Linked DNA regions of Homo sapiens: all the other regions are linked to region 3. A link is a loop called in an ENCODE intact Hi-C map of the cell type or tissue named here. Cell type or tissue: Caco-2. All regions are shown on one strand. Links, peaks and the distances in the headings refer to the core of each region. The heading gives the core; the rest is flanking DNA. Region 1 overlaps TTC23L (tetratricopeptide repeat domain 23 like). Region 2 overlaps RAI14 (retinoic acid induced 14). Region 3 holds the start of LOC124900958 (a long non-coding RNA gene).

What was found. Hi-C counts contacts between places; a loop is a spot of excess contacts. Peaks named below come from ENCODE experiments on the same cell type or tissue, not always from the same donor. Only the 100,000 strongest peaks of a DNase experiment are listed, where the experiment ranks them.
Region 1: it touches region 3 in a loop (6-fold over the local background); 16 of 110 quality-filtered maps call a loop at or near these places.
Region 2: it touches region 3 in a loop (2.3-fold over the local background); 3 of 110 quality-filtered maps call a loop at or near these places.

Annotation. Positions count from the first base shown.
Region 1 is chr5:34,846,123-34,856,631 of GRCh38, reverse strand. It overlaps TTC23L (tetratricopeptide repeat domain 23 like), which reads right to left. Exons shown (of 11, transcript NM_144725.4): 4 at 6,324-6,447. The region is part of intron 1 of LOC124900959 (a long non-coding RNA gene); the gene reads left to right. Among named protein-coding and RNA genes, the nearest start is that of TTC23L-AS1, 12 kb to the right of the region's middle. In Caco-2, for the core only: no CTCF peak of the experiment used is centred there; DNase peaks (open chromatin) are centred at 7,911 and 8,205.
Region 2 is chr5:34,751,381-34,761,889 of GRCh38, reverse strand. RAI14 (retinoic acid induced 14) reads right to left here. Exons shown (of 18, transcript NM_015577.3): 3 at 4,292-4,422. Among named protein-coding and RNA genes, the nearest start is that of TTC23L, 83 kb to the left of the region's middle. In Caco-2, for the core only: no CTCF peak of the experiment used is centred there; a DNase peak (open chromatin) is centred at 4,789.
Region 3 is chr5:34,518,297-34,528,805 of GRCh38, reverse strand. LOC124900958 (a long non-coding RNA gene) reads right to left here and starts at 2,850. Exons shown (of 3, transcript XR_007058727.1): 1 at 2,715-2,850; 2 at 373-490; 3 at 1-210. RefSeq lists enhancers at 1,244-1,744, 1,745-2,245, 5,252-5,775. In Caco-2, for the core only: CTCF peaks have their summits at 5,304 and 5,503 (motif pointing left); DNase peaks (open chromatin) are centred at 5,495 and 6,095.

The DNA of each region.
Region 1 (10,509 bases), core at 6,881-9,380, 330 kb before region 3:
CTCTCTTTCCCTCTTGGAAGTTTTATCAACTCCTATTACTTCAACCTTGGCTTCCATGCTTATAATTTACCATTTCCCCTCTTTAGTTCTGGTCTCAAACATTCCTCCATGCTTATGCCTTTCCTTCTCTCCTCCCAAGTTCTGGTCCCAAATTTCCAGCACAAGTGAAAATGTATTACAGGTTGAGTATCCCTTATCCAAAATGCTTGGGACCAGAAGTGTTTCAGATTTCAGATTTTGTTCTGGATGGGGGGAGGTTTTTGGATTATTTGCAGATAACCAGTTGAACATCTCTGAAATCTGAAAATCTGAAATCCAAAATGTTCCAGTGAGCATTTCCTTTAAGCGTCACATCAGCATTCAAAAAGTTTTAGATTTTGGAACATTTTGGATTTCAGATTTTCAGATTAGCGATTCTCAACTTGTGGATTCTCTATTGCAATTCAAAATCTATACATCAAAAACTGGACTCAGCATTCCTCTCCCAGTCCACTTCCTTTCTGACCTACTTCTCTCTGAAAATGGCAATTTCAGGGGCCCAAAACATCATGGTCATCTTTGGGCCTCACTGTCACTCAACCCCAAATCGAACACCATGTCCTGCCTACTCCTTCTTAATGGTCTCTGTCTTTTAATAATCATTTTTGAATAGGTAACACATTTCTATCGTTGAAAAGTTAAAAATTATAAGAAAAAGTAAACACTGAGAGGTCTCACTTCCAATCTTGTTCCCTTTGTCCCCAACCACCCTCTAAGTAACTTTTTTTGTTTCATTCTTGTGTACCCTTTGGTGTTTTTTATATAAAAATAAGCCTACATTCTCATTTCTTACTCCCTCTTACACAAAAAGAGGCGTATTATAAACACCATACTGCATTGTGCATTCTCTTTTCCCTAAAGAGATCTTTCCCTAGAAGGATATAGAGATTCCTCATGTTCTTTTTAAAACTCCATATATCCCACTGTGTGTATGTACTAGTTTCCTATTGATGGATACTTGCTTGTTTCCAATCTTTTCCTATCATGAATGATGCTGCAAAGAATAATCTTGTCCATGTTATCAGTGTGTATTTAGGAAAGATTCCCAGAAGTGGGTTTCTGGTTTAAAAATAAGTGTATCTGTCGTTCGTAGACTCTTGAATCCTTACCTTCTCACCCATTCTCTCTGGCAGCCTAGTTTTAGACCTAGATGACTGAGATGGCTTCCATTCCATCACTGCTAGATTAACCCTGCCAAAAGTACACTTTGATATTTTTATCATCCTGCTGGAAAATCTCCACTAGTGCTCTTTGCCTATCAAATAAATTACAAATTCCTTAGCCTGTATTTAAAACCACACCATGGCCTGCCCAATGTACCCTTCTCCTTTCCAGGTTTATCTTACCAGTCCTAACCTTAGCCTGCCCAATGTACCCTTCTCCTTTCCAGGTTCATCTTACCAGTCCTAACCTTAGCCTGCCCAATGTACCCTTCTCCTTTCCAGGTTCATCTTACCAGTCCTAACCTTAGCCAGACAAGGCTGCTTACTGCTGTCTCCACAGACGTGGCACTTTCCTTCCTTATGCCTTGGCCCACACCTTCCTCTTCATCAGAAATGCCCACCCCTTCTTCCACCTACCCAAACCCTACTCCTTCTTTACAACCCTTGAATCCACCTCCCCCTTGAATCTATCATCTCTGCCAGAAATGATTTCACTCAACCTTCCCGAAGCCCATTATTTAAATCAATTACATGGCATTTACCTTACACTGCCTTCCCTCATAGTTATGTCCCCAGGTAGTTCACCTTCCACACTAAGTTGTAAAACCTTTGAGGGCTTCTTTATGTTACATTTCCCAAAGTGTTCATCATGGCATTTCACATATACAAGTTTCTCACTACTCACTGAATGACTGTTTATTGAGAGAAATTAGCCTTTTGGCTGCTGGAAAAGGCTCAAAGTGAAATGAGCAAAGCAGGGCTGATGACTATAAAACATGAATGGGTGCAGTGAGGCATGAACGCACACAGACACACACATCCGCCTACACAGGAGGCCAGCTTATATATTCTGTCCACTTTAAAGCAGTTAGAGGATGAATGACAACAACACTGAGTGGAGCTGAGCAAGCACTTCATCTCTCTTGAAGATCTGCCATTTTTCAAAGCCTTACTTATTCCATGGACCAGACACTAAAAAAGCTGAAGTGAAGAAACTGAAATAAAAGCTTAAGTGAAGAAAGCAAAGAGGCACTGGGCTATTCTCAAAGAAAGCTTACAGTCACAACCTATTCTAAAAAAAAATCTAGGCTGGTATCAGAAAATCTGGGTTCAAGTCTAGGCTCCACTATACCATGTGGACACTTCATCTGACCAGCAAGCTGCCTTTCCCATCTAGGAAAAACAAACAAAAAAGTCTCTCGTACAGGAAAACTTGTGTCTCCTCCAACTTATTGCCCCAACGTAGTTCTCTATTCATGCAGCAGGAAAAACTGTCAGTTAGGGAGAAAAGGATTTATCACCATGTTTTGTGGTATAACCTGTTCACTTATCTTGACTTAACTTGGAATCTAATTGGAAAAGTAAAACTCAAAGGCAGTTTGTGGCTCATTATGGAAGGGATTGATTTCAGAAGATCTAGGCCAACCTCCTTCTAGACCTACCCTAGTCATCTTCAAGGCAAGACAGAGAGGGCAGCATCTGGCCTTGCCTAGTTTCAGAGAAATCTCCCTCTCAAATGCCTTCCTCTTCAGTTCAAGTTCATCACCTCAAGTTTGAATTCCAGTGAAAAACCCTTAGCTAGTCTCTGTGAATCTGGGCTCTCCCAGGGCCCAAGGAGTGTACTTGTCTCTACCAAACCAAGTTGCAATGACCTACCAACCGCCAAATCCATGGGTCTCTCCTCAGCCATTACCTTATTTGACCTTCCTCTACCATCTGAACTGTTGAAACCACTGTTGTACTTCTTTTCAAAACCCTCTCTCCTCCCTTGGCTTTGATGACACGGGTCCTCCTGAGTCTTCTATTTTCTTTGCTGGCCCCCCTTTACCCTACCCATTCTTAAAGCTCTTGCTCTCCAGTCTTCAGTCCTCTATTCTCTTCCCCTCTCTTTCTACACACTACTACAGAGTCTCGCTCTGTCGCCCAGGCTGGAGTGCAGTGGTGCGATCTCAGCTCACTGCCACCTCCACCTCCTGGTTCAAGCAATTCTCCTGCCTCAGCCTCCCGAGTAGCTAGGATTACAGGCACACACCACTACACTTGGCTAATTTTTGTATTTTTAGTAGAGACGGGGTTTCACCATGTTGACCAAGCTGGTCTCCAGCTCCTGACCTCAAGTGATCCACTCACCTCAGCCTCCCAAAGTGCTGGGATTACATGCATGAGTCACCACACCCAGCCACTACACACTACTTCTGATCAAGCTCATCCACTCCTATGGCCTCAACTTGCTCCTATGTGCTCATTTCTCCCAGACTAACATCTTTCCTGAGCTCTAGACCTGCTTTCAGAAACCAAACTCAGTAGCTTCTTCCCCCTTCCTCCATGATATGGTTTAGTTGTGTCCTCACCCAAATCTCACCAGGAATTGTGGCTCCCATAATCCCCACGTGTCATGGGAGGGTCCCAGTGGGAGGTAATTCAATCACAGGGGCAGGGTTTTCCCATGCTGTTCTGGTGATAGTGAATACATCTCATGAGATCTGATGGTTTTATAAACGGCAGTTCCTCTGCATGATCTCTTGCCAGCCGCCACGTTAGATGTGCCTTTGCTCCTCCTTGGCCTTCCATCATGATTGTGAGGCCTCACAAGCCACATGAAACTGTGAATCCATAAACCTCTTTTTCTTTATAAATTACCCAGTCTTGGGTATGTCTTTATTAGCAGCATGAAAACAGACTAATACACCCCACCACTTGGTCTTTCCCTTTCATTCTCGATTTAAGCTAATTGTCCAGGTCATGCCTACTTCAACTTCAATTCTTCCCTGTCCTTCCCACTCCATACTGAATGGGGCACTAAATGTCACCCATTCTACATTTTAGGTTATCTTTCTTCATTCCAACTGCCATACCCAATGCCCTCATCGACTCTCATCTGGGCAGGATAACGGCCTAACTGGTCTTTGCCTCTTCTTTCTCTACCCAGTCCAACCCATCCTGGAGTCTCTCATTTTATAACACAAGCTTGATTATTACCACCTCACTTCAAACCTTTTAATAACTCTCCACACTCCCTGATATCTGGGCCCAAATTACCTTTTCAGTCCCATTTCCAAACATGAGCTGTCTGTCCTAAGGTGTCTTCCGTCCTACCTTAACCCCCTGGGTCTACAGAGAAGCTACAATATTCTGTGTAACGAGTTTTATACAGAGTGCCCTCCTCTCACTTCCTATGCCTTAGATCAACATATATAAAGGACCAACTTTGTACTCTCTACTTCTCCCCTCAAAATCTACTTGGGGGCCAGGTGCCATGGCTCACGCCTGTAATCCCAGCACTTTGGGAGGCTGAGGTGGGAGGATCACTTGAGGCCAGGAATTTGAGATCGGCCTGGGCAACGTAGAAAGACCTTATCTCTACAAAAATAAAAATATAAAAAGTAAAAAAATCTACTTGATAAACCTATTCTCATTCTTCAAAGACAGGACAAATATCACTTTCTCTCGGCAGCCTTCCCTGACTTTCCTCAATGGCAATACCACTGAACTGCCTCCCCAGAATTTTGTTCCTACCTCTAGAATGGTACCTATCATAAGACCCCTGTGTGCTCCTAGAGCATAGGGACCACCAATATTCATTTATGTATCCCCAGCACTGACTGCAAGTGCCACCAGGCTTATAACAAGAACTCCATAAGTACTGAAGGAGTAAATCCCTAAATTTGACTCTTATCATGAAGGCAGTAAGTTTTTGAGAAAATCAGTCTGATGGGAATAGAGAGATTCCAAGTAAGGAAGCACGGAACGCCACTAGGGGAAGATCCTTCCTGGTCACTCTGAAATTTCATAGAGGTGGCTGCCTGCTCTGCCAGTACATAAGGACATTCTCCTCTCCCTAGCCATAGCACCTTCTTTCAGAACACAACACGTGTTCTTAAAGCATAAAAGGGCCTCGCTGTGCCCCCACTGTGACCCACAGCATCACTGTCCTAATGCTGTGATCTCAGCTACCTGTGATCTTGCCACATCAATAAATGAATCTAAAGTTGCATTAAAAATAAATGGGTGTAAAAGGGCCTATAGAGCCCTAAGAAGGAGAATATATTCTGAGATCAATAACTGAGAAGTGAACTCAATTTTAATTTTTTCAAAAGCTTTGCTGATATCCAGCCTCATTATGGCCCAAATATATTGCTTCCCTTTTCCTGTAGCCTTCAAATCACTTAAGCCCATAAAGCATTTAATTTGTATTACAAGTTAGGCCCCCCTTCAGACTGAGGTCCCAGAGGTACTTGAACAACCCCTAGGCCAGTGGCTCAGTTCATAAGCAGTAATATGCCAAACCATATTGTGTACAAAGGACTGTTCTAGATCAAATGAGACCAGTCCCGCCCTGAGGGAGCTTCTATGTCAGAGGAAGAAGCATTTAAAGCATATATGAGCACAGTACAATGAGTTCCACGGTGAAAATGTATGCAGACCACACAGGGGGACATGGCTGGTCAAGGAACAGAGAGTCTTGAGCTGGCTATGTCCCTGGTTCCTGAAATGCGCTCTCGCCTCAGTGTATCACCCAATATTTATTCAGCCTGTACTACAAACTTTCTACTCTCAAGGAACTTTCACTTGGGTTCAGTTTTAGCAAATAGATTCTTGTCTTATTCTCTTATACTAGAGTACCTTCCAGAAGTACCATTTCTCTAGGATGAGGGTCCTACCTTTCACTAAGCCAAACCTTCCAGGAACTTGAGTTCTACCTTTGGAATTCAAGTCCCATTATTGGGTCTGCCTCCCTGATGCTGAGTGTACATCCCTGCCTGTCCTTCCCCTACTGTCCTCCGGCTGGAACCCCTGATACTGCCCTTTGCCCACTGTGCTCCAGTGTCCTCATCCATAAACTGAGGTTACTAATAGTATCTCCCTCCAAGGAATATTGTGAGGACTAATGAGACCAGTTTGGCACATGCTAAATACTCAATAACTGTCATCATCATTATTATCTTTATTACTTAGATCCTTGCACACTGTCTCCCTCATCCATGGACTTTCCTTCCTGATAATGTGTGAGCTAGGGGCAAGAAGGGGCCCTCCTAGTCATGCCCATCCTCACTGAGGTTGTGTGGGTCAGTTCAGCCTTCAGAGGCTGGCCACCCAAACCCAGCTGGGAAAACCAAGTACCTCTCAGTGTCAAGTAGCCATAAGCTAGGTTGGCCAGAGCTCGTGCACATTTCCAGTGATGGTCCCCAAAAATAATCCGAGAAAGGATGACACATCGAATCAGCTCCTTGTTTGCTTGAGTATTCTGTAGAGTACAGAAGTGATTATACTTTTTGGAAAGGAAGAGAAGTCTCTACCCCATGGACTTATCACTGGAACACAGGACTGAATTCACCTGTCATCTTTTTTCTCTTCTCTTTCCTTCTCATCCTGTGTCTAATCCATCAGGTCTGGTTGGATCCACATTCCCCCTAAATCCTAAAACCAAGCTCTTCTCCTCATTTCTGCCATGAGTACCTAGTCCAGGCCACCCTCACCTTTGACCTGGCTGGCCACAGCAGCCCCTTCCAATTGCTTCCTCTCTGGCCCTCACAGTCTACTTTCTACATAATAGCCAGAGTGACTTCTTTTAACCTTTTATCATGAAAAACTTTATTAATATACAAAACAGACAGCATGAAAAATGAATATGTAGCGTGATCAGTGATCTACTCCTGGCCAATCTTGTTTCATATCTAGACCCCTCATCCACCCATCCTCACCTTAAATTGAAGCAAATCAGACATTCCATTGTTGCCTCTGTTAACATTTCGTAAATACCTCTAAAAGATATGGACTTAGAAACATACCACAAAATCATTATCTCACCAAAATATTAACAATAATTCCTTATCTAATCACAGAAATGGAATTTTTTAAATAATTTGTTTGACTGTCCACACTGTGAGATCAGTCTCTTTTCATCTATAGGTTACTTTTCCATCTCTAGTTCTTTTTCTTACGAATTATTTGAAAAAGCTGAGTCATTTGGTCTAGTATTTCCCACAGACATAAATTTTGATGACTGCGTCCTCATGGTGTCTCATCATGTCCCTCCATTCTCTGTTCTGCCTTTATATTAGTAGTTGGGTTTAGAAGTTTGGTTAATTTCAGCTTTGAATTCTTTTTTTTACAAAACGACTTCATGGCTACTGGTATGTTCTTCCAGCAGAATACATCTACTATCTGGTTGTTTTTTCTTTTTTTTCTCTGATATTAGGAAAACTACATGGAAAATTAACAAAAGATTATAAAATGCAAATATACTAATTCTATCATTCCTTCTTCATACATTAGCTGGAATAATTCTGTAAGGAGAATTTCTCCTCCTCCACTCTTTGGTTACCCAATAGTACAGTTCATGTTGGAAAGGCAGGACACATGGTTTATTCTTGCCCTTTACTAGCTTTCAGAAAAATGAATTGTTCACTAGCATCCTCTAATTGTGATCAAATAGCTTGTTATTATTATTAGAAACTTATGGATTTTAAAACGTATTTTATGTGTTTATATCTTAAGATATAAATTAGATCATGACTTTCCTGTTCAAAATCCTCCAACAGCTTCCCGCTTTTTCTTCTTAATATAATTCAAAGTCCTCACCATGGCTTCCAAGGCTCTGCATAATCTGACCCAATGCCAATCACCTCTGGACTTCATTTTCTACCACCCTTTCCTCCTACTCTGTCTGCTAGAACTACACTGACCAGCGGTTCCTGAACATCACCAGCTAACTTCCAATGTAGGGCTGTGCACGTGCTGCTCCCACTGCTTGGGACACTCTTCCATGTCATTCACTTTCTCATTTCATTTTCACTTTTCTTATCAACAGGCCTTTTTTGGCCACCTTATCTAAAATAGACACCACTTCATCACTCAATATCCCATTACCTATTTTACTTTTTCTTCATAGTACTTACTTCTATCTAATATTTTATTAGCTATTACTATTGTTTGTCTATTATCTCCCCAAATAGAAGATAAGTCCCTTGAGGACAGAAGTTTATTCCTCATGTTCGCTGTTATCTGCCCAGTACACACAGGTGTAACACATTCAATATTTGCTGAATGAATCATTTATTAGCAAGGTTAAAGATGGGTTGGGGAAAATAATCCTCTACCCCTATAGAAATGACAGGTAGAGCTCTCTAAGAAATCACCGAACTGTATCTTCAAGTCATATATTTCAGTGACTTTACAAACACAGCCATTATTGGCTGAACGAGTCGATAGGGTCAGGCATTTTTTTCCTGGTTAAGTGAAAATAGCACTTCAAGGAACCAAAAACCTAAAGTTTCAGCCCTGGTTCTAATGTTTGTTTACTGATTGTGTTGCTTTGGGGCAGGCCACTTTGATCTCAGCTTCCTTTTCTGAGGTTTGGAAACCTGTACCATCTACCTCATGGAGTTACTGTAAGGAAAAAAAAATAGTGTCCAAATGATTCAGTGTTGTTAGGTCAGATCTAAGTGTAACCCGTTTGAAGAATAATGTACAGGTAACCAAAGTAACCCATTTAAAGAGTAATGTTAGATAAGATACAGCAGTACCATAGGTTATTCCAAGGAATACACTCCTTACTGATTCCTATCTCCTACCCAACTTCATGTTTTACCTGCCCCCTGCTCAAATATACAGAAGCAAGCAATGGTAGAAGGAAACTTCCCCTGATGCTTCCAAAACATCCATTTAGTCAGCATTTTTTAGAGTTCACCATGGGCTGACCACAGCAAATACTAAGTTCTCTTTCGAGGAAGAAGCATCATGCCATGAAAAAATCACTGGAATGGGAGACCAAAGCTTTGGCTCTGGACATTGTATATTCATCCTCGAACTCCTTGACTTGGAGAAACCGGGACAACCAATACGGGCTCCAGATGTCATCCCAGCACTTCTGCTGCTGATGTGGCATCCCCTGCCCTTCAGGGCTAGGAGTACTAGGTTGGGTTTGATTTAAAAAAAAAAAAAAAAAACAGCGTTATTGAGCTATAACTGATATACAAAGAACTGCACCTGTTCACTTTATACAATTTGATGAGCTTGGGATTTGAGTCAGATTTCTCTCCTAAGATCTAAATCTTTGTCATTATCCAATCTGGCCAAGGAGTTTTTAAGCCTTGAAAACCCCCACTTACACTCCATGGCAGATGGTACTTGTGTGTTTTTAGAAATGATCCTTCTAGCCTGGATTTGTGAATCACTAATGGGTCCAGGCCAGGATGACTGTCCTTTGCAAGGTCCTTGGGTCATTTACAGAGATAAATTTACAAATATCCATCTAGAGAGATACTTCAGAGGCAAATGATAGAAAATGAAACCTCTCTAGATTACTTTTTTCCCCTTGGCTAGGAGGAGCCAGGAAGTCAAGGTACAAGCTCTTCTGTTGATAAATCATGCTCTGGAAGCAGGCTGGTGCCTGTGTTCTAATAATGAGAGTCGACGTCTTGCTGTCTCAGTCTCCTGGATTTTGAATACTCATGCTTACAAACCTGCTCTGAGATCTTTGACTCAAGTCTTTGACTTGCTCTTAGAAATGCATATTTGGAATCTTTGACCTCCACTGCTACCTTCTGTTTCTGGCCCTTTGGTTTGTTTATGATTCCACTGTAACCAAGGGCATCTTACCCATATCCTTTCCAGGCCAGAGCTTAGACCTGCCTGCCTACCTGTTCTCAACCTCCTGCCTTACTATCCCAGCCTTTTTGTTACCTAAGAGATAGCATCCTGAAACCTTCCAGGATGGATACACACACACACACACACACACACACACACACACACACACATACACACATATATGTATTTGTATATATACGTATATATGTATATGTGTGTGTATATATATGTGTGTGTATATATATATATATATATATATATTTTTTTTTTTTTTTTGAGACAGAGTCTAGCTGTTGTCGGCCCGGGCTGGAGTGCAATGGCATGATCTCAGCTCACTGCAACCTCTGCCTCCTGGGTTCCAGCAATTCTCCTGCCTCAGCCTCCCAAGTAGCTGGGATTACAGGCATGCGCCACCACGCCTGGCTAATTTTTGTATTTTTAGTAGAGATGGGGTTTCACCATGTTGGCCAGGCTGGTCTTGAACTCCTGACATCAGGTGATCTGCCCACCTTGGCCTCCCAAAGTGCTGGGATTACAGGTGTGAGCCACCACGCCCAGCTATTTTTTTTTTTAATTTTAAGTTAAAGGTAACAGCAACAAAAACAATCAAATGATAATTTTTAGGTTTTTCAAATTTTTACTTTATTTTCTTAGAGACACAGTCTCATTCTGTTACCCAGGCTGGAGTGCAGTTGCACAATCACGGGCTCCCTGT
Region 2 (10,509 bases), core at 3,618-6,117, 230 kb before region 3:
TCAGGAGGCTGAGGCAGGAGGATCACTTGAGGCCAAGCGTTCAAATCAAGTCTGGGCAATATGGCAAGACCCATCTCTAAATAAATAGAATAAAATAATCGAATATAATGGGTTCTAAATCAAGATTTCTAGTATTTCAAAGAGAAGAAAAGTCAAAAAGGCGGAAGAGAACCAGGGAGGGTGGCATTTTGGATTGGACATAGAACCTGGGTGCACAGGTGGACGTTCTGACCTGTGGGGAGGGCGGGAGCAGACAGCTCCACTTCCAGAAGAAACAGCGGGGAGACAGGATGTAGGTAAGTGGGGCAGAGCCAGAGGAAAGACCTTGAAGGCCAAAATCAAGCCTCTAGACAGACAGGCAACTGTAGATTCCAGCGCAAAATTACCACGAAAGCTCTCTAGAAAATAGAAGGCTGGGAATGGTGGCTCATGCCTGTAATCCCAACACTTTGGGAAGCTGACATGGGAGGATCACTAGGACAAGACAGCAAGACCCCATCATTACAAAAACAAAACAAAACAAAACAAAACCAAAATTAGCTGGGTGCAGTGGTGCATACCTGTAGTCCCAGCTAATTGAGAGGCTGAGGCAGGAGGATCACTTGACCCTGTGAGGTTGAGGCTACAGTGAGCGGTGACTGCACCACTGCATTCCAGCCTGGGTGACAGAGTGAGACCCTGTCTCACACACATGCACACAAAAAGGTAAATTCAGGAAGAGCTGTGTTATGTGGGCCTTAGTTTTATTATCTGCAAAAGGGAGGTGGTGACTCTTACCTAACTGCTATGTATATGTCTACCATGAAGAGAGAATAGAATGAAGTACTGACAGAAGCTACAACTCGGGTGAGCCTTGAAAACATTATGCTAAGTGAAAGGAACAGAGACAAGAGGCCACATATTATATGATTGCATTTATAAAAAATATCCAGAGCAGACAAATCCAGAGACAGAACCCAGATTCATGGTTGCCAGAGGAAGGGGAGGGGAGGTTGGGGAGTTTCTCCCTAATGGGTTCGGGGTTTTCTTTGGGTTGATTAGAAAGTTCTAGAACTAGAAAGTGACAATGGTTGTGCAACATTGTGAATATACTTAATGCCTCTACATTGTATACTTTAAAATGGTTAAAATGGTAAATTTTATGTTATACGCATTTTACCACAATAAATAAAGAGAACACATGTAATAAATATCTTATGATCAAAAGGTTCAAATTTGTTAAGGTGATCACAATTGTAGCTAAGCTGCTCATCTAAATTTTCTGTCTTCTCTTTAGTAAGTACTATCTTGGACAAAATTATCATAAACCTTTCTCTCCCCTTTCTCTGGGATGACATGAAGAGGTTGTCTTGCACAAACATGTGCAAACCTGGACTAGGGAGAACAGGGACAAAGAAGGCCGAGTAGTGATTCAAAAGGGAGACCAAAAGCCCCAACATTTACCACCAAACACCTCAGAACAAAAAATATAGATTCCTGGGCCTCTCCCCAGACCAAGTGATTCAGAGCATCTGGGGTTGATTCTGATCAACATGGCATCAATATTTTTAAAAAGCACTCCATACCTGTAATCCCAGCACTTTTGGAGGCTGAGGCAGGCAGATCACGAGGTCAGGAGATCGAGACCATCCTGGCCAACATGGTGAAACCCCGTCTCTACTAAAAATACAAAAATTAGCTGGGTGTGGTGGTGCATGCCTGTAGTCCCAGCTACTCGGGAGGCTGAGGCACGAGAATAGCTTGAACCCAGGAGGCAGAGGTTGCAGTGAGCCAAGATCACGCCACTGTACTCCAGCCTGGCGGAGGTTGCAGTGAGCCGAGATCACGCTACTGCACTCCGGCCTGGTGACAGAGACTCCATCTCAAACAACAACAACAACAAAGAAGCACTCCAGGTGATTCGAACGCAGAAGCTGCCAAGATTGCAAACCACTAATCTAGGACGAGCAGGGTAGGTGACTGGCTTTATCAAGCGCTCACTGTGGGCTGGGTGCTGTGCCACTCTTTATATAGAGCACCTACAGCTGAAGGTGCCATTCCCAAATCCCCTTAGACCACCAGTCCCCAACCTTTTTGGTACCAGGGACTAGTTTTGTGAAAGACAATTTTTCCACAGACCAGGTACGGGGGATGGTTTTGGGATGATTCAAGCACATTACATTTATTGTGTATTTTATTTCTATTATTATTACATTGTAATATAGAATGAAATAATTATACAACTCACTGTAGTGTAGAATCTGTGGGAGCCCTGAGCTTGTTTTTCTGGAACTAGACAGTCCCAACTGGGGGTGATGGGAGACACTGACAGATCATCAGGCATTAGATTCTCATAAGGAGCTCACAACCTAGATCCCTCGCATGTGCAGTTCACAGTAGGGTTTGTGCTACTATGAGAATCTAATGTTGCCACTGATCTGACAGGAGGCGGAGCTCAGATAGTAATGCGAGCAATGGGGAGTGGCTGTAAATACAGAGGAAGCTTTGCTTGCACAACCACTGCTCATCTCCTGCTGTGAGCAGTACCAGTCCGGTCTGTGACCTGGGAGTTGGGGACCCCTTAGACTTTTTCTGGCCATGACCCTGGTGTCCCCTAGAGTAGCACTCAACCTTTTTTTTTTCCCTTTGATACAGAGTCTTGCTCTGTCACCCAAGCTGGAGTGCAGTGGCGCAGTCTCAGCTCACTGCAACCTACGCCTCCTAGGTTCAAGCAATTCTCCTGCCTCAGCCTCCCAAGTAGCTGAGATTATAGGTGCCTGCCACCATACCTGGCTAATTTTTCTATTTTTAGTAGAGACAGGGCTTCACTATTTTGGCCAGGCTGGTCTTGAACTCCTGACCTCAAGTGATTCCACCCGCCTCGGCCTCCCAAAGTGCTGGGATTACAGGCGGGAGCCACTGTACCCAGTCGGCACTCAACCTTTGAGGGAGAGGAGATAAGGGACAGATACCCCAGGTTTCTTACCCCTTGGGTGGAATAACTCTGAGGCATACTATAAACCTGGGATAAGGAAACCCTTTTTGTAAAAGGCCAGATAAATACTCTGGGCTTTGTGAGCCATGTAGTCTCTGCTGTAACTACTCAACTCTGCCTTTGTAGTGTGGGAGCAGTCACGAACAATGCCTAAATGAATGGGTATGGCTGTGTTTCAATAAAACTTTATTTATAAAATCAGACAACAGCCAGGCACGGTGGCACATGCCTGTAGTCCCAGTTATTTGGGAGACTGAGGCAGAAGGATTGCTTGGGCCCAGGAGTTCAAGTCTAGCCTCGGTAACATAGCCAAACCCTGCTCTAGGTCTAAACAGATTCCCAGAATCCTCATCAAGAAAAAGTGACAAAGTTGGAACCTGTCAATAACACACCTTAAAAATAGAGGTTTCTTCCTTTCTTACGCTTCCTGGGATCACCGGCTATAGAAATTACTTGCATTGTATGTGTGTATACATCCCTAAGTAATATATATTACCACTTTGTGTTTCACAGTAATTACACAATAACCATCATTTGACATGTTAGAAAAAAGAAAAGATATAAAACTACTTGCACTTAAATCCTTGTCTCAGAGCCTGCTTCTGAGGGCACCCAACCTACATTATTATTTCATTTTATACTCATAACTACTCTAACAGTTAACTAATACCATCTCCATTTTATAGTAAGGAAACTGAGGTTCAGAGATTACACAACTCGTAAGTGATAGAGTTCCTGTGAGATGTCTATCTGGCTCCAAAGTCAGTGCTCTCTCCACAACACTGCCAACGTAAGAATGGATATAAACAAATACATGCTCATGCACAAACACACACAAATACTTAATCAAATATACAGCTTTAATTATGGCAAGGAAGAGTACTACATACAGCAAACCATAAAGCAAAATCATACTACTCATGTACTTAATGATCTATGTTAAGGAAGATCAAATAAATAAACAAGTAGTTTAAGATAAATACACAGTAAGGTTTGAGGGTTATAGGAAAATACTTTTTTCTCTTTTATGCTATTTCTTATCGAAGAGAGAATTCATGTCTCATCTACAATTGGTTGCAATCTTAGGAGGTAAAACCTTTGCTTATACTTGGGAACATGTATACCCATTCAAGGTAGAGCTCCATATGTGACTTGGAATTTGGAGAGAAAGGCACTAGATTAAAATATCTTCTTACATATTTCAACATGGGAGTGGAGAGGGAGCACGTGTGAAATTCCCCTATGGATACTAAGGATTCCAGAGAACACCCCAAAAACCCAGAACCAGCATATCTGCAAACCAGTGTTTCAGCTTACGCGGTCTTGCCCTCACTGTCGTGTTTGGTGGCACTGGCCCCCTTCTTGCCGAGCAGTGAGGCCACCTTCTCCGCATCTCCATTCTCCACGGCCTGCAGTAGCCGGTCATCATTCTTGTTCCACTCATTGGTCTGTAGAGAAAGAGAAGAAACAGAGGTCATGAACAACACTGGCCACAGCCGCACTGACCAGCAGGGCTGCAGTCCTCGCAGCCCCCACCCTCCTGTCACTCAAATTAAAGCCTGCTCCCGAATGAGTGTGTTTTAAAATACCTTCCCCTTCACCATGGAGACACCCAAGAAGGCCGCTTTCCCAAAAGAAAACATAAATAGTGCAATGAAATCACGGCTAGTCACCAAACTCTGAGATAAAATTTACTTCTTTTAACTAACACTAGGAATATGAAGCAACGTAAAAAGACCTCAAGGCCAGTTTACACATTAGCTAATTTCTCGCTGAACTAGACAGCTGCTCCTCAGCACGTTGGCCTTTGACCTCATCCACAGCTCACTCTGTCCACCGTGTTACAGAACCAAACCAGCAGCTCAAGGTTACCCGAGGTTTACAGACACATAATTTTTCATCTGCTTTTATTGCCTCTCTTTCTGGTCTGTTTACCAGGCCCTGAATTTTGAGCTGGATACTGATTTTAAGTAGTTGTCCAGGCTACCGACTCAACAAAGTCTCACCAGAAACAAAACTTCTTCCTGAGCAAGCTCTTAAACGTCAAAGAGCTTTGAGCAAAGCCTCAATCACTGTCAATGCCAAACCCCAACTGAATAATTCTGCAAACCACAGTAACAGTAAGGCACTCGTATGTGCAAAACTGATTTCTACACTTAGGAGGGAAAGAGACGATTTCTATATAAGAGCAGATGGGCTCTGAATATAAGACTAAGAAAGACATGAAAGGCAGCAGTGAGCCACTGAAGGTTTGGGAGCAGAGGAGGGAGAGAATTATAGAACCAGTGACTGAAGAGTCATTGGGAGGTGTTGAAGCACGTGGGATTAATGAGGGAAAGAGGGGAGGAAGGAAAGATGTTGAGCATATCAGAGGCTCTGGGCACTTTGCAAGCCCGGGCTGCCTTCCAGTCGTCTCCTGCGCCCGGCCCCTGAGCTAAGCCCACTTTCTGGCCCCTTCGGCTGTGGACACCACACCCTGGGAGAGACTCCTTTTCCCTTCCCAAAGCTTTCTATAGACTCTGCTTCCTTGCAGCCTCTGAAGGGATGAACCTCCAGGTATTTCGTATTAACAGCTTTACGATCGACCCTTAAAAGGAAGCAGACAGAGGAGATATTGTAGATTTAAAAACTAAAAAGAAGAAATTTTACAGGATGACAGTCTTCCACGGCCCCGGGAGTATGTTCCCAATCTCTGTACTGATGGAAATGAGGAAACCCAACAAGTCTTTGTCCATCAGATGTCTCAGTCACCCTCCCAACCCTAGCCCATATGTAGGGCCTTAAGCCAGGGAGGGATAAAAGAGATGTGTTCAGAATTTGCATCTCTGAACGTCTCAGGACTGAACCATTCCCAGTTTTTAGGACTCTGTCCTCCCCCACCAACACTGAGTGCAGGTGCACAGTAGGAATGAAGCAGGTTTGAACAAAAATCAGCAGCTTGTTCTCTGGGCTGCGTGAACTTGAAGTCCAGAACTCCAGACTGACACTTACATGTTGTGTGACCTGAAGTCACCCATAATCTTTCTGTGCCTCAGTTTCCCCAGGCTTTGGACTGGATGTCCACTGTGATTCCACCAAAGCTCAAAATTCTTATTATATAAAATTCCCCAAACTCTGCTAGGGATTACTCTAGAACAGGACTGTCTGCCGTCATGGAAATGTTCTTTATCTGGGCTTTCAAATACTATAGCCACAAAGCCAGTGATTCTTAACCAGGATTTGTTTTGCCCCTGTGGGGTCATTTGGCAATCTCTGGAAACATTTTGGTTGTTATGTCTATAGAGTGCTACTGGCATTGAGTAGGTAGAGACCAGGTGTGCTGCTGAAAGTCCTACAATGCACAAATGCATGAGACAGTCCTCCTACCCCCACCAAGAATAATCTGGCCCAAAATGTCAATACTGCATGAGCCACTTGTGGCTACTGAGCACTGGAAATGTGGCTAGTGCTACTGAAGAAGTGAATTTTTAACCTCGAGACTTCACGTGACGTTAGCCAGAGGCCACCATGTAGACCAGTGCAGCTCTCCTTGATGACTCTCCTCATAGGTTTAACAAAGTAAGAATGTGTCTGGACCAACATCAGCCACGCTCCTACTACAGCAATTTACTCACAAAGAAATGAGATTTTTGTCTTTAGTTACCAATCAAGCTTCCTGTTGAAGGGAAACATAAGAAATATGGCGTTCCTCACACCATCATTTGTTAGTAGAATAGAAAGCGTAACTTAACAACTGTACAAACAACTACAGCAAATGATCAAGCCCCAAGAAACACAGTGCAGCTTATTCCCCCAGAGTGCACTTTACAAGCAAAGAAAAAAGGGAAGAACATTTAGGACCAATGATCCCTACCTATAGAATCCTAAAAGAGAAAAGTATTGTTTTTCCAAATCCTTTTCTAACCTAAACTGAACAAATTAAAACTGGACTGGGAAGATCAAAAGGATATGATCAAATCTCAGAGGACAGGACTGAAAGTATTCAAGCAAAGGAACGGCCGCATGAAAGGATTTTCCTTTTCAACGTTGCTAAGGCACTCTACTCTTAGGTAGAGAAAAATCTGATTGCAGGGGTTCCCTAAAATTCGTTCCACATGGATCTTTAAGGGAGTTCAGTTTCTATAAGACATGGCAGGAGAGATCTTCCCTATCCTGCTCTTTGGAAGACAAGGTCAATGCAACATTCCTAGTGGTCTGAAATGCCTCTCTTCTATCTAGAGCCTCTTTTCAGTGCAGGCCAGAATTTACTTTTCTCTTGGAGCAGATGAAGAGAACATGGCTACACAAGCAAATCTTCAATAAATAATCCACAACACCATTCAAGAAGTGCTGCAGATGGGGTTCACAGTAAGCAGAGCTAGGTTGGGAAAAGAGGAGGGAAGGTAAGAGCCTGGGCGTGGTAGCTCATAACTGTAATCCCAGCTACTGGGGAGGCCAAAGCAGAAGGATTGCTTGAGTTCGAGACCACTCTGGGCAACACAGTGAGACGCCATCTCTAAAAATAAAAAATTTTAAGAAGAGTTTTGCTCTTAAAATTCTCACAAGCATGCTAAAACTAGAGGCCAAGTAGGGTCCCAATTAGACGTCTGATCCAGGAATCTGGATTCTGATCAAATAGCAGAGTTGTCTAGTCCTGGGCCAGGCCACTAATCATACTTGCAATTAGCTCTGATATGCACAACTGGCCATATCATGCTCCTTCCAGAAGCACAGTGATAAAGAGGCCATCAGTTTTCCTTCCTAAACTTGCCCACGGAGATATTTCCTACATCCTCTCATCCTCTCCTATAAAACTATTCTATCCAGTGCCATACTCTTTTTTTTTTCTTTCTTTTGAGATGGAGTCTCACCTTGTTGCCCAGCCTGGAGTGCAGTGGCACGATCTTGGCTCACTGCAACCTCTGCCTCCTGGGTTCAAGCGACTCTCCTGCCCCAGCCTCCTGGGTAGCTGGGATTACAGGCATCTGCCACCATGCCTGGCTAATTTTTTTTTTTTTTTTTTTGAGATAGAGTCTCGCTCTGTCACCAGGCTGGAGTGCAGTGGTGCAATCTCAGCTCACTGCAACCTCCGCTTCCTGGGTTCAAGCGATTTTCCTGCCTCAGCCTCCCGAGTAGCTGGGACTACAGGCACATGCCACCACGCCCAGCTAATTTTTGTATTTTTAGTAGAGGTGGGGTTTCACCATGTTAGCCAGGATGGTCTTGAGCGCTTGACCTCGTGATCTGCCCACCGTGGCCTCCCAAAGTGCTGGGATTATAGGTGTGACTCACAATACCTGGCCCAATTTTTGTATTTTCAGTAGAGATGGGGTTTCACCACATTGGCCAGGCTGGTCTTGAACTCCTGACCTCAAGTGATCCTCCCACCTTGGCCTCCCAAAGTGCTGGGATTACAGGCGTGTGAGCCACCGTGCCTGGCTCCAGTGCCATTTTCTATACCAAAATTCCCATAGCCAATCACAACATGAGACAAAACAGATGTTCAATAAGCACTTTGAGTCATTCTTTGGAATCCAGAAGCAAATCCTCTCCCCTACCCCCACCCCCAAGCATCAAAAAAAATCTCAAAAAGTCACTTTGGTCAATCTACTGTCCAAAAGTAGAGCTGGTCAAATAAATAGGTAAAGTTTGAAATTTTATCATAACATCCCAAAGTAATTCATTCATACTCTAGAATCAAAGAAGGCTTTTGGAGACCACCATCAAACTAACAAAATTACCTCTCACCACTTTCCATGAAAATCCTCTCCTCTAACTAGCATGCCCTCCATAGGACAGGACTGATTCTGCCTCCACCCTGGGCTTCTGGTCCTCTTATAGTTTTCAACTCTATGAAAGCTGTATAGTTTATCGGTTAACCTCACATGTTAAAAAAATAAAATAGAAAACATCAGATGTACCACCTTTAATAAAGTTAAATGTCTTATGAAGCTTTTATTTATTACATGTATGTGTATCCTGACTGATATAAAATACATTTCTGGACTGGGCACGGTGGCTCGTGCCTGTGATCCCAGCTACTTGGGATTCTGAGGCAGGAGAATCGTTTGAACCCGGGAGGTGGAGGTTGCAGTGAACCGAGATTGCACCACCGCACTCCAACCTGGGCGACAACCCAAGACCTTGTCTCAAAAAAAAAGAAAAGATACATATATATATATATATACACACACACACACACACACACACACACACACACACACACACACACATATATGTAAGAAATATAGATATTTCTTACTGGAGGATCACAAGAAAAAACACTGGCAGCCACTGCTTCAGAATGCTCTGTCACCCCATCTGCCTAAGCAAAGGCGTATTTCGAAAGCCTAGCTCAAGCCCCGCGGGCCCTCTCCACCCTTTCCTGGTGGCCTCTCTCTGTTTCTCTACTCCATTGCGTCCCTGGGGGCCATCCACTCGCTCATCTCAACCGAAGCCCACAGTCTAGACTTGATGAAATATCGCATCCTGGTTTTTGTTCGAGAGCTTACGGTTTTTCTCCTGTGTTTAGCTCCCTGAAGGCCCTGAGAACAGTCTTCATTTCTTACCCCCATGGTGCTCAGTATTTGCTGCTGATTTTAGCAGGAGGTTGATTGGCCTAAATCACTCTCGACTTAGCAAATATTTGTTTTTTCATTTACAAAAGTTTCATTCTTTTGCAAACAACTATTAAATCGTGTTTCAGGTTTTTTTATAGGCTAAATAAATCCAACTCCCTTAACTTTTTTAAAAGGCCAATTTTCCAAGATTTTAATCATGCAAATACTTTCTTCAAATCTCTTCCCAACTAAGGAGCCCAGCCTTATAAATTCAATCAGGGTGAACGCGATGTCTCCCAGTCACAAGAATCACCTGGGTGCTTGTTAAATCTGCAGACTCCCAAGCCCCATCTAGCAGACTCTGACCCCAGGAGTCTGGGGTGGAGCCCTGGAATCACTTAGGTTCAACGAGTGCATCCTTTGATTTTTATTGCTAACTTGAGGACAACTGGAACCTATGTTAAGACTAACAGGAGAATTCACTTGAAAGAATTTTCTTCTTCCACAAGGCATTAAGGAAGCAGGCCTGTGAAGAGAAGAATTCTTCACTATTTTCTTGTAGAACTAGGTATTTTGTTTCCCATAAAAGCTGAGTAAATATTGGTCTTTCCCCAACCTGTGTATAAGACATGCATTAGAATGTCAACGAAAGCATCGCTCATAACAGGCAAGAATTACAAATAACCCAAATTTCCAATAACAAACGACGGATAAATTATCACGTCGTCAAGCAACAGAATAACACACAGCAATGAAAATGAACAAACTACAACTAGGTACAACAGCACAGATGGGTATTAAAAACAGTACTGTTGAAAGAAGCAAGACACACACAAGAAAACCCACAATAGTATGACTGCATGCACATAAAGATAGAAACAGGAAACATGGAACCATAGTGTTTAGGGATGTATATACAGATGATAAAATTATAGCCTGGGTGAGGTGGCTCACACCTGTAATCCCAACACTTTGGGAGGCCGAGGTGGGCAGATC
Region 3 (10,509 bases), core at 4,106-6,605:
CCTTCTAGCTTCTGCTGGTTTCCTGGCAATCTTGGGTGTTTCTTGGCTTGAAAATTGTCCCGATTCCTGCCTTCATCTTTACATGGTGCTCTCTCCAACTTCATGTCTGTCTCTGTGTCCAATTTTCCCTTTTCATAAGGACACAATCGTATTGGATTAGGGCCTACCCCCATGACCTCATCTGAACTTAATCATCCGCAAAGACCCCATCTGCAAATGAGATACTGGGGATTAGAACTTCAACATATGAATTTTGGGGTGACACAACTCAGCTAATAACATTCTCCTTGCTTCTCTCATGATTATTCAAAACAAGATGGGTCAATGAAGACCGGGAACAAGGTAGAACTAAACCTCAGAGTAACACGGTACCTGCTTTTGTGCAATTAGCAGCTGGAGAAGCAGTTACATTTTGCAGACTATTTCCTCATATTCTGCTGGTGGATGGGGAAAGGCTTCCAATACAGCATCTTCAGAGCTTAGAATAGTCCTGATATGGAGCAGATGCTCAATAAACATTAATTGAATTAGTAATGAATAAAGGAAACTCAGCACAGACTAGCAACTATTTACAATTTATTCTCTAGTAGCCTAGACTTTTCCTGGCTTGGAAAAAGAACACAATAAATGGTCATTGAATTTGCAATCAGTTTCTCCCATATAGGACAATGGGCTTATCTTTTCTTTTTTTGGAGACAGAGTGCAGTGGCAAGATCTCAGTTCACTGCAACCTCCACCTCCCGGGTTCAAGTGATTCTCCTGCCTCAGCCTCCAAAGTAGCTGGGACCACAAAAATTAGCCACTATGTCCAGCTAATTTTTGTATTTTTAGTTGAGATGAGGTTTTGCCATGTTGGCCAGGCTCGTCTTGAACTTCTGGCCTCAAGTGATCTGCCCGCCTCGACCTCCCAAAGTGCTGGGATTATAGGCGTGAGCCACTGCGCTGGGCCACAATGGCCTTATCTTTAAGAGCTGGGCCTTATCAGGAGTGGAATGAAGAGTGTCAGTGGTAAGTCGCAGAGGTGTTGGCCCCTTCCTTATTCTTGTTTCTCCAGCTACTCCCAGGTGGTCTCACTGTACCCCCTTGGCAACCTAGGGCCCCATTCTAAAACAAATCTAGAATCCTGAACAGAGTCTGATATTCTAAGCTGTGAGAAAATCTGTTTCCTTACCAAAGCTTATTGATCCTGCATCTCCCTTATACACCAGCATTATAGAGTTGGATGTAACCTCAGCAATCATGGAGTTCTACCTTTTAATTTATAAATGAAGAAACTGAAGTTCAGAGGAGTGAAGCCATGACTAAGTCCACATGGCCAGGACTCCTGACTTGCCACCATGTCTCTTCTTTTATCCTCGATTCTGTTTTCTTTTGGTAATGAATTTAGCAGAGGACAGAGAATGCTATAGTCTAATTGAAATGCTTAGGCGTCCCCAGAGTGTGAGGCCAGTGGTGGGGCCTCGGGGTATCTGGCTTGTTGGGAAGGGGCACTGGCTCAGGCCCTTCAGACTCTCAGCTTGGAAGCTGTGCTGCCTGGCTGGCTGTTTGCTTCAAGAAAAGCTGCCTTTTATAATAATTCCAGACTCCCTTGCCTCAACTCTCCCACTATCCAGAGACAAGACAGACCTTGTGGGAAGCAAGGCTGTGGCCCAATCTTGACCTCCTTGACACCGGGCTGCCTTTTCTAGTTTCCCAATTCTTAATTGCCCCTGGCCAATTTCACATCCAAGAATGAAAAATGACTCCAGTCTACTGGTGGTTGAACACGCTGATGGCTGCAGGTGCTTCCTTTGCACAACAGCCAGGCCAATTAAAGGGCAAGATGTGACCCAGACAGTCACCCTTGAAGCTCTCTACCGTTTACAATGTTCTGAAAGAATGCTGGTGGGTGCCCCAACAGTCACCTGTGTGCTTCCTTAGCACCCTGCCAGCCCTGCTGATGCTGTTGCAATAGCCTATCATTGTTTAGCATATGTCAGGTGCACTTACAGAGGGTGCCTTATCTGAAAGGCCCTGAGCATATGCAGTTGGCCCTCAGTATCTGTGGATTCCATGACTGGATCCAATTAGCCATGGATAAAAAGTATTTGGAAACAAATTGCATTTGTACTAAACATGTACAGACTTTTTTCCTCATCATTATTTCCTAAATAACACAGTGTAACAATTATTTACATAGCATTTATATTAGCAATCTAGAGATCTTAAGTAATCTAGAGATGACATAAAGTATACAGGAGGTTGTGCATAGGTTATATGCAAATACTGCACCATTTTGTATCAAGGACTTGCGCATCTGTGGATTTTGGTGTCTGAGGGAGGTCCTAGAACCAATCTCCCATGCACACCAAAGGACGACTGTATTTGTAAAACCTAAATTCTCATTAAGAAGCTGAAGTTAATAAGTAAAAACCAACCAACCAACCAACCAACCAACCAACCAAACTAGTGAGAGGGGGTAAAAGTTTCCATTAGGATGACTAGATTTAACAAAAAAATACAGACAGGAAACTCAGTTAAATTTGAATTTCAGATAAACAACAAATGTTTTTTGATGTACATGAATTCTGTGCAATATTTGGGACATACTCATACTAAAAATTATTTGTTATGTACCTGTATCTGAAATTCAAATGTACCTGAGTGTCCTATTATTGATTCAACCACCCTAGTTCCTGTGGAATTCCATGGTCAGGATATCCGATGAAACAAACCTTGACTCTTGACTGTTGGAACTAAATCTGGGAATCTGGTACTCTTCCAGTTCTGACATTGGCAGGTCTTCTTGATTGTTGCTGTTCCCAAATGAGGGACCAAGTTCTTCGGGGAGTTCCACAGGAAGGCTCGGGCATGACCCGGCTCCTGGGAACTCCCTATAACAGGAGGTGCACAGCCAGTTCACGGAAAATGCAACTGTCACAGTGAAGTCAGCATGTTTTTATATATGCAGTCTAATCACAAAGTGCTTTCGGATAACCTTCTCATTTGATTCCTCAACAGCCCTGAATAGGGCTTAGCAAATATCTTCTCTGCTTCAGATGAGAAAACACTGAGGTGATGTTGGCCAAGTCAGTGCCAATTAAGCAGTGAGTTAAGGGTCACCTGAGCTGTCAGGCCCTAAGACCAATTTTACCTTGCTTTTTTGTTAGAACAGACTACTTTGTTACTAAAGTCAAATACACTTTTCCAAAACCATTACATTATGGGTTTTTTCTATTTATAAAAGTAATATTTGATTATTGCAGAAAACATGAAAATCACAGACAAAAAAAGAATAGAAGAGAAATCAGCAAAGGAAGTAATTCTACCCTTGTGAGATAACTACTGCTAACATGGAGGTGTATGGCCTTCCATTCTCTGTCCTTCTTATATATATTAATATATGATCAGTTTTAAATAAGAAAGGCCAAGTCCTCTTACACACATGCATGCATATATGAATGATAAAAATATAAATGTATGAATAGTTGTATACGTGAAGCTCATCATATGCATATGTGCACAAACATGTCTATACGTAATATGAACTTATATTATTTTGAAATTAGATTATTTATTTTTGGCATTAATCAGATCTTAAGACTGAGCACAAAAATGAGGTGAAAATCACCAAATAAACTCTGGATAAAGAGTGTAGGCAATGGCCGGGTGGTGTGGCTCACGCCTGTAATCCCAGCACTTTGGGAGGCTGAGGCGGGCAGGTCTCTTGAGCCCAGGAGTTTGAGACCAGCCTGGGCAACAAGGCAAAATCATCTCTACAAAAAAATAGAAAAATCAGCCAGGTAGGTGCCTGTAGTCCTAGCTACTTTGGAGGCTGAGATGAGAGGATCACCTGAGCCGGGGGAGGTCTTAGCTGCAGTGAGCCATGATTGTGCCACTTTACTCCAGCCTGGGCGACAGAGCGAGACTCCGTCTCATAAAAAAATAAAAAATAAAAAAATAAAAATAAAAAGAGTGTGGGCAGTGAAGGACATGAGAACAATGTCTCACCACAGTGATGAGTGAGCCTATCCTTCACATTGAATCTGTTCCTAATTAAAAATGAGTGTTTGGTGGGTAAAGAGGGTAAAGCTAAAAAGATCTGTCCCTAATGCTTTCCCACTGAACTATTGACTTACCCTGACTACTACCTTGTCAACAATTTATCTCCCCTTTGGACATAAACATTGATAATCCAGAACTGATGTTGCTGTGACTCCAGTAGCACTTGGTACTCAGCTGTAATATGTCTGTGATCAATGTTTTCATCGATATGTAATGCTTATATGCAACCTTAGAACCACTTCTTGTTTGAAGGTCTTGAGATGATTATTCATTTGAAGAGGTCAATACTTACATGACAATATCTTATATGACAACTAAAATGGTTTATTTTTGCAGTTACCAGATATGACAACTTAAGACAACATAGTCTGATGGTGGCCTGGGGCCAAATCAGAAATATCTGTTGGGACACACTCCTAGGCTATGAGTGACTCATAATCACTTTCACTGGCCTTGCTGTAGGCTCAGCCACATATGACCTGCTATGTCTCAGAGAAACTTCTCTCCTTTCTCTTCCAAAATAAATCTCAAAACACCCAACACTCTATGTAAGCAAAGCTATTCAGAGCTTCGCAACTCTCTAGCATGGCATCAGATCCTGTAGAAAGTTATAGGAGATACCCTGGGGATTGAAGATGCTGCACCACCTCATTACAAAAGCTTGAGTGCATCTGACTCTCTGGGTCTCCCTTGCTAGCACAAACCACTCAAGAAATATGTGGCTATGAAAATCTACGATCAATGCTGGCATCATTATATTTGATTATTTCTTGGTGTGTGAATATATATAAACACTATATGCTGAGTGTTCCCCATCTTAGGCATTTATTTTGTAAAGTGATTATATTTGTATTTCCTTCATCTCTCACCAGGCAGACAAACTCAGTTTTAAATATATATTAAATCAAATGAAGACCTATAAAAAACACATCCATCAGAATAGATTAGCGTCTACAACATTGTGCTGTAACATGGTTTTTTCAGTGTGAATCTTGCTTCGAAAGTAAAATGTTGGAAAGCTTTGTTTAAATCTACCAAGCAGGAAAACCAAATGAATACAAAACAAAATCTCAGCTGGCCAATTGTTTCAGACCCAAGACCTGTTCTATTTATTGTTTTTGTAAGAAATAGTTGCCTGGAACATCATTTCTATGGCAGAAATAGTGTCAAGTTCCTAAGGAGAAGAAGTAGGAGGAAGCTCTAAGTGTAAACACCCAAACAGTGGAAGGAAAACCACACATCACTTACTTTGAAAACAGTAGCTGCTTGGGGCCATGATTTTGACGAATCATAATGAGCACTCACAAATTGATTTAATATTAAAATGCATCCAAGCAGACTTTGAAACTATAATTCTCTGACAGTGGATGGACTGATGAAACTCACCAGGAAGGCCAGTTACTCAGGCCTGCGATGTCTTCGGTTATTGAAGACATGTGATTGCCACCTAGCGGCCAACATTAACTTCACCTGGAAGGTCGAGCAATTCTGCAGCCCACTTTGCCCAATGCATAAGGACAACAGTACCAGTCTTTGTCAGTACTCAATTCAAATTCCTTAACACTTCCTCTTTTATCACATCTCTTTGTTCTGTGTAAGTCACCTGTTTACCATCTCTAAGACCAAACATTTTCCTTCACTCCATGTCATTAGTCCCAGAGAGCCTAAGAACCTATCTGCAAAATTCCCTCCATAGTTCTCATTCCATTTCCTTTTTTTTAAACCACAGTTGTTCTATTGGTAAGAAGAAGGGCTCCTGCCTTCATTTTCTCCACCCAGCTTCTTCCACTTTCTCTCCTCCTATTTCACGTCACAAGACACAAGGGCGTCTTGAGAGAGAGGCTTCTGAAAGAAAGCTTGGTAAGGATAACTGAAAACCTGAGAACAATAGTGTCAGAGGCTTTTGAACCAGAGCAACTCCATCTTGAAGAGGGGCTGGGTGAAATAAGGCTGAGACCTGCTGGGCTACATTCCCAGGCAGTTAGGCATTCTAAGTCACAGGATGAGACAGGAGGTCAGCACAAGGTACAGGTCATAAAGACCTTGCTGATAAAACAGGTTGCAGTAAAGAAGCCGACTAAAACCCACCGAAACCAAGACGGTGGCGAGAGTGACCTCTGGCCATCCTCACTGCTACACTCTCACCAGCGCCATGACAGTTTATAAATGCCATGGCAATGACAGGAAGTTACCCGATAAGGTCTAAAAAGGGGATGCATGAATAATCCACCCCTTGTTTAGCATATCATCAAGAAATAACCATAAAAATGGACAACCAGCAGCCCTCGGGGCTGCTCTGCCTATGGAGTAGCCATTCTTTTATTCCTTCACTTTCCCAATAAACTTGCTTTCACTTTACGGACTTGCCCTGAATTCTTTCTTGCACAAGATTCAAGAACTCTCGCTTGGGGTCTGGATCCAGACCCCTTTCCGGTAACAGCAACACTCCTGTTACTTCACCAAGGAATTATAAGTAAATATTTCTATGTTACCAAGACTGACAAAGTTCAAAAATAATAATGCTGATAATACAGCTGTTTGTGGTGAAAATAAGTGGAAAATGTGTTGGCCAAGCTGGTCTGAACTCCTGACCTCAGGTGATCCACGCCTTGGCCTCCCAAAGTGCTGGGATCACAGGCATGAGCCACCGCACCCAGACCTAGTTTAGTCTTTGTGTTGACAAAGCACAAAGATGAAACTATTTGCCACGCCCCTCCTTCACCACAACTGGACCTGCTCTAACCTCCTCTCTGCCCTGGTCTGAGCCTTGGATCCTATCACCTTGGCTCCCTTGCCTTGGTTTCTTGTTAGGTAGAATCAGAGCCAGGCTCCATCAGGAGAATGGAGGGCAGGAGGAAAGAGAATTAGGGTGGAGGGCAGAGGATGCCAGGGTGTCCTGTCCCCCATGCTCCCTCCCAGCTTTGAGCCTTGCTTCTGGCAGTGACTCTGTGACTCCCGCTTCTGGTAGAGGCCTCACCATGGCTCCAGGCCTCACCGGGCTCCATTTCCTCTCTCGTTTCTTCCGATTTAGGGGAGGTAGCAGCTTCCTGCCGTTGCTCCTCTCTGGGTCTTCATCATCTGGTTACTCCTTTCACCCTGTGCACCTCTGTGATTAAACTCTCTTCATCTAAACCACCTGAGTTGAATGATTTCTTCTGCTGGGATCTTGATACAGTTCCTATTGTTTGTTTTCCTTTTAATCCAGTCTGATTTTCCCTCTGTGCATCTGAACACATATTATTTGAGATGGAAGCTGTCACCTGGGCTCTCGGGGCGGGAGGGGGGGAACACTCTGACTTGTTTTGTTTATTTATTCTGGAGTGTGCACTTGCTAATCCACGTACCAGAAGACATATGTACAGTGACCTTACTTTTCCAATTAAGTGGACCAAAAGGAAATTTTCCTTTTTTTTTTTTTCTTTTTTGAGACAGAGTCTGGCTCTGTCGCCCAGGCTGGAGTGCAGTGGCGCGATCTCGGCTCACTGCAAGCTCCGCCTCCCGGGTTCACGCCATTCTCCTGCCTCAGCCTCCCAAGTAGCTGGGACTACAGGCGCCCGCTAATTTTTTGTATTTTTAGTAGAGACGGGGTTTCACCGCGTTAGCCAGGATGGTCTTGATCTCCTGACCTCGTGATCCGCCCGCCTCGGCCTCCCAAAGTGCTGGGATTACAGGCTTGAGCCACCGCGCCCGGCCAGGAAATTTTCTAAATTGCTAATTCACTTCTGTGAAAAACCTTATAAAAAGAATATAAATTATTTAACAATTAATGATACACTGAAAAAAAAAGCCTCTTCTTCATTGTTAAAAATTATATGAAATGAGAAGAATCCCAGAAAATCTTGGTTATATGTTGTGGAAACTATGGGGTAAGCATTAGGGTTGGGGAGAAGAGGGGGACCCGAAACACTGAGGACAGGATAAAGTAGTCAGGGTTTGATCAGAGAATGCAAAGTGATACAGAATGAAGATTCCTTTTTATTTCTTTTCATGGTCCAGTAAGTCCTCACTTCACATTGTTGGTAGGTTCTTGGAAACTGTTGAGTTTAACCAGAATGACAAAACAAAACCAATTTTCCCATAGGCTAATTGATATAAACAAAAGTGAAGTTCCTATGGCATATTTGTGGTCACAAAAACATTATCAAACTTCTAAACAAAGACCAAAATACAACACATACACACACACACACACACACACACACACACACACACACACATATATATATATATATATATATATATATATATATATATATATATGACAGGTATGTTAGTCTGCCTAACCGTAGTAATCCCTTAACCTCAATCTGTACGGTCATGCACTGTGTAACGATGTCTCAGTCAATGAGGGACAGCGTACGTGGCAGTGGCCCCACAAGATTAAAATGGAACAGAAAATTTTTTAATACCTCATGGCCATCTTAACATTGTAGCAACACATTACTCATGTGTTTATAGTGATGCTGGTGTGATGTGTTTATAGTGATGCTCATACATATATATATATATATATTAGTACATATATATGTATATATACCAGGTCTGTGATGTCAGTTGCTCCTTGGATGGTGGGCAGGTGTTGTTTTCATACCTTGGCTATTGTGAATAATGCTGCAAGGAACATGAGAGTGCAAATATCTTCATGAGCTGGTGATTTCATTTCCTTTGGGTATATGCCCAGATGAGGGATAGCTAAGTCATATATGGTAGTTCTATTTCTAACTTCTTCAGGAACCTCCATAATATTTTCCGTCTTGGCTCCACCATTCTACATTCCCACCAACAGTGTACAAAGGTTCTCTTTTGTCTGCACCCTTGCCAACACTTGTTCAGAACAAGGGATTTATTAAAGGGATAGTCATGACACAACTGTGGGGGTTGGTGGAGGTGAGCAAGGACAAATGAGAACTCCAAGGACAAACTAGGGCCAATGAAGTCAGCTGGAATGCATGGGGATGTTCTGTCTTCATTAAATCTTGTGAGAATTTTTCCAGTATTTAGTGCTAACCCTGGAACCATACATAGAATGGAAACCTAGGAAACAGTCCCAGCTTAGCAAAGTTGATGCAGTACAAAGCCACTCCACTGCTATTTTGAGCAGTGTAAGCCTGTTTGAGGAGATGACAAATAGATCCAACAGGCAGCGCTAATTAGTAAGACACTTTTCAGATAGTGTGTCAGAAAACTGAGAACAATATCTAAAATATGTGTCTGTCATGAATTCGGATATGGCTGGAGGATGGTGGGATCCATGATGGCCAAAGTGCTTCCTGGAGGGACAAGTGACACGTCTCCTTGAGGCTATCACCTGCATCCCTCCTACCATAAAGATACCATGTTGTTTGCAAAGAAGAGCCCCTTCTTTTCAGCCAGGTGGAAAATCTGGAGGAATTCACTCTGAGGGGAGACCATTGCTGTGCACGTGCATTGAAGATGGTGACTGGGGTCAGTGGGCATGAATTAAAGTAATAATGATGATGATGATAAAAATACCATCTATAAATGCTTAGAGACACAAAGTGGGTATAATAATGGTCTTGAAGATGAGTTCAGGGCTAGATGTTGAAGAACGAAGTGAAAAGGAGAAAGGAAAGTGAGGAAGTCTCAGGTGAGTGAAATGACTTGAGTGACGGTCTGGAGGCAACAAATAGCTAATATAATATAGCATTGTACGGACATTACAGATTTTGTTTGTCCATTCATAAGCTGATAAAAATTTGGGTTGCTTCTACTTTTTGGCTATTATGAATAGCGCTGCATGAACTTTCATGTACAAGTTTTTGTAAACACAAATGTTTTGGCTGGGTGCAGTGGCTCACACCTATAATCCCTGAGGCCAAGGTAGGTGGATGACTTGTGCCCAGGAGTTTGAGCTCAGCCTGGGCAAATAGTGAGACCCCCATCTCTACAAAAAAAATCCAAAAATTAGCTGGGTGTGGTGGTGCACACCTGTGGTCCTAGCTACTTGGGAGACTAAGATGGAAGGATCGCTTGAGTCTGGGAGGTCGGGGCTGCAGTAAGCCATAATAGCACCACTGCACTCCAGCCTGGGGAACAGAGGAAGACTCTGTCCCTAAATAAATACATAAATAAATAAAGACACAAATGTTTCAATTTTCTTGGGTATATTTCTAGGAGTAAAATTGCTGGGTCATATGATAACCTTATGTTTAACCCTTCAAGAAAGTTCCAAACTGTTTTTCAAAATGTCTGCACCATTTTACAATGTCCCCAGTAATGAATCAGGGCTCTAATTTCTCTAATTCTTGCCCACACTTGTTATTTATTGTCTGTCACTTTTTATTTTTGCTCTCTTAGTGGGTGTGATTTTGATTTGCGTTTACCCAATGACTAATGATGTTAAGCATGCTTTCATACGCTTATTGGTCATTTGGATATTTTTTTGGAGAAATGTTTATTCAAATCCCTTGCCTATTTTGAAAAATCGAATTGTCTTTTTGTTAT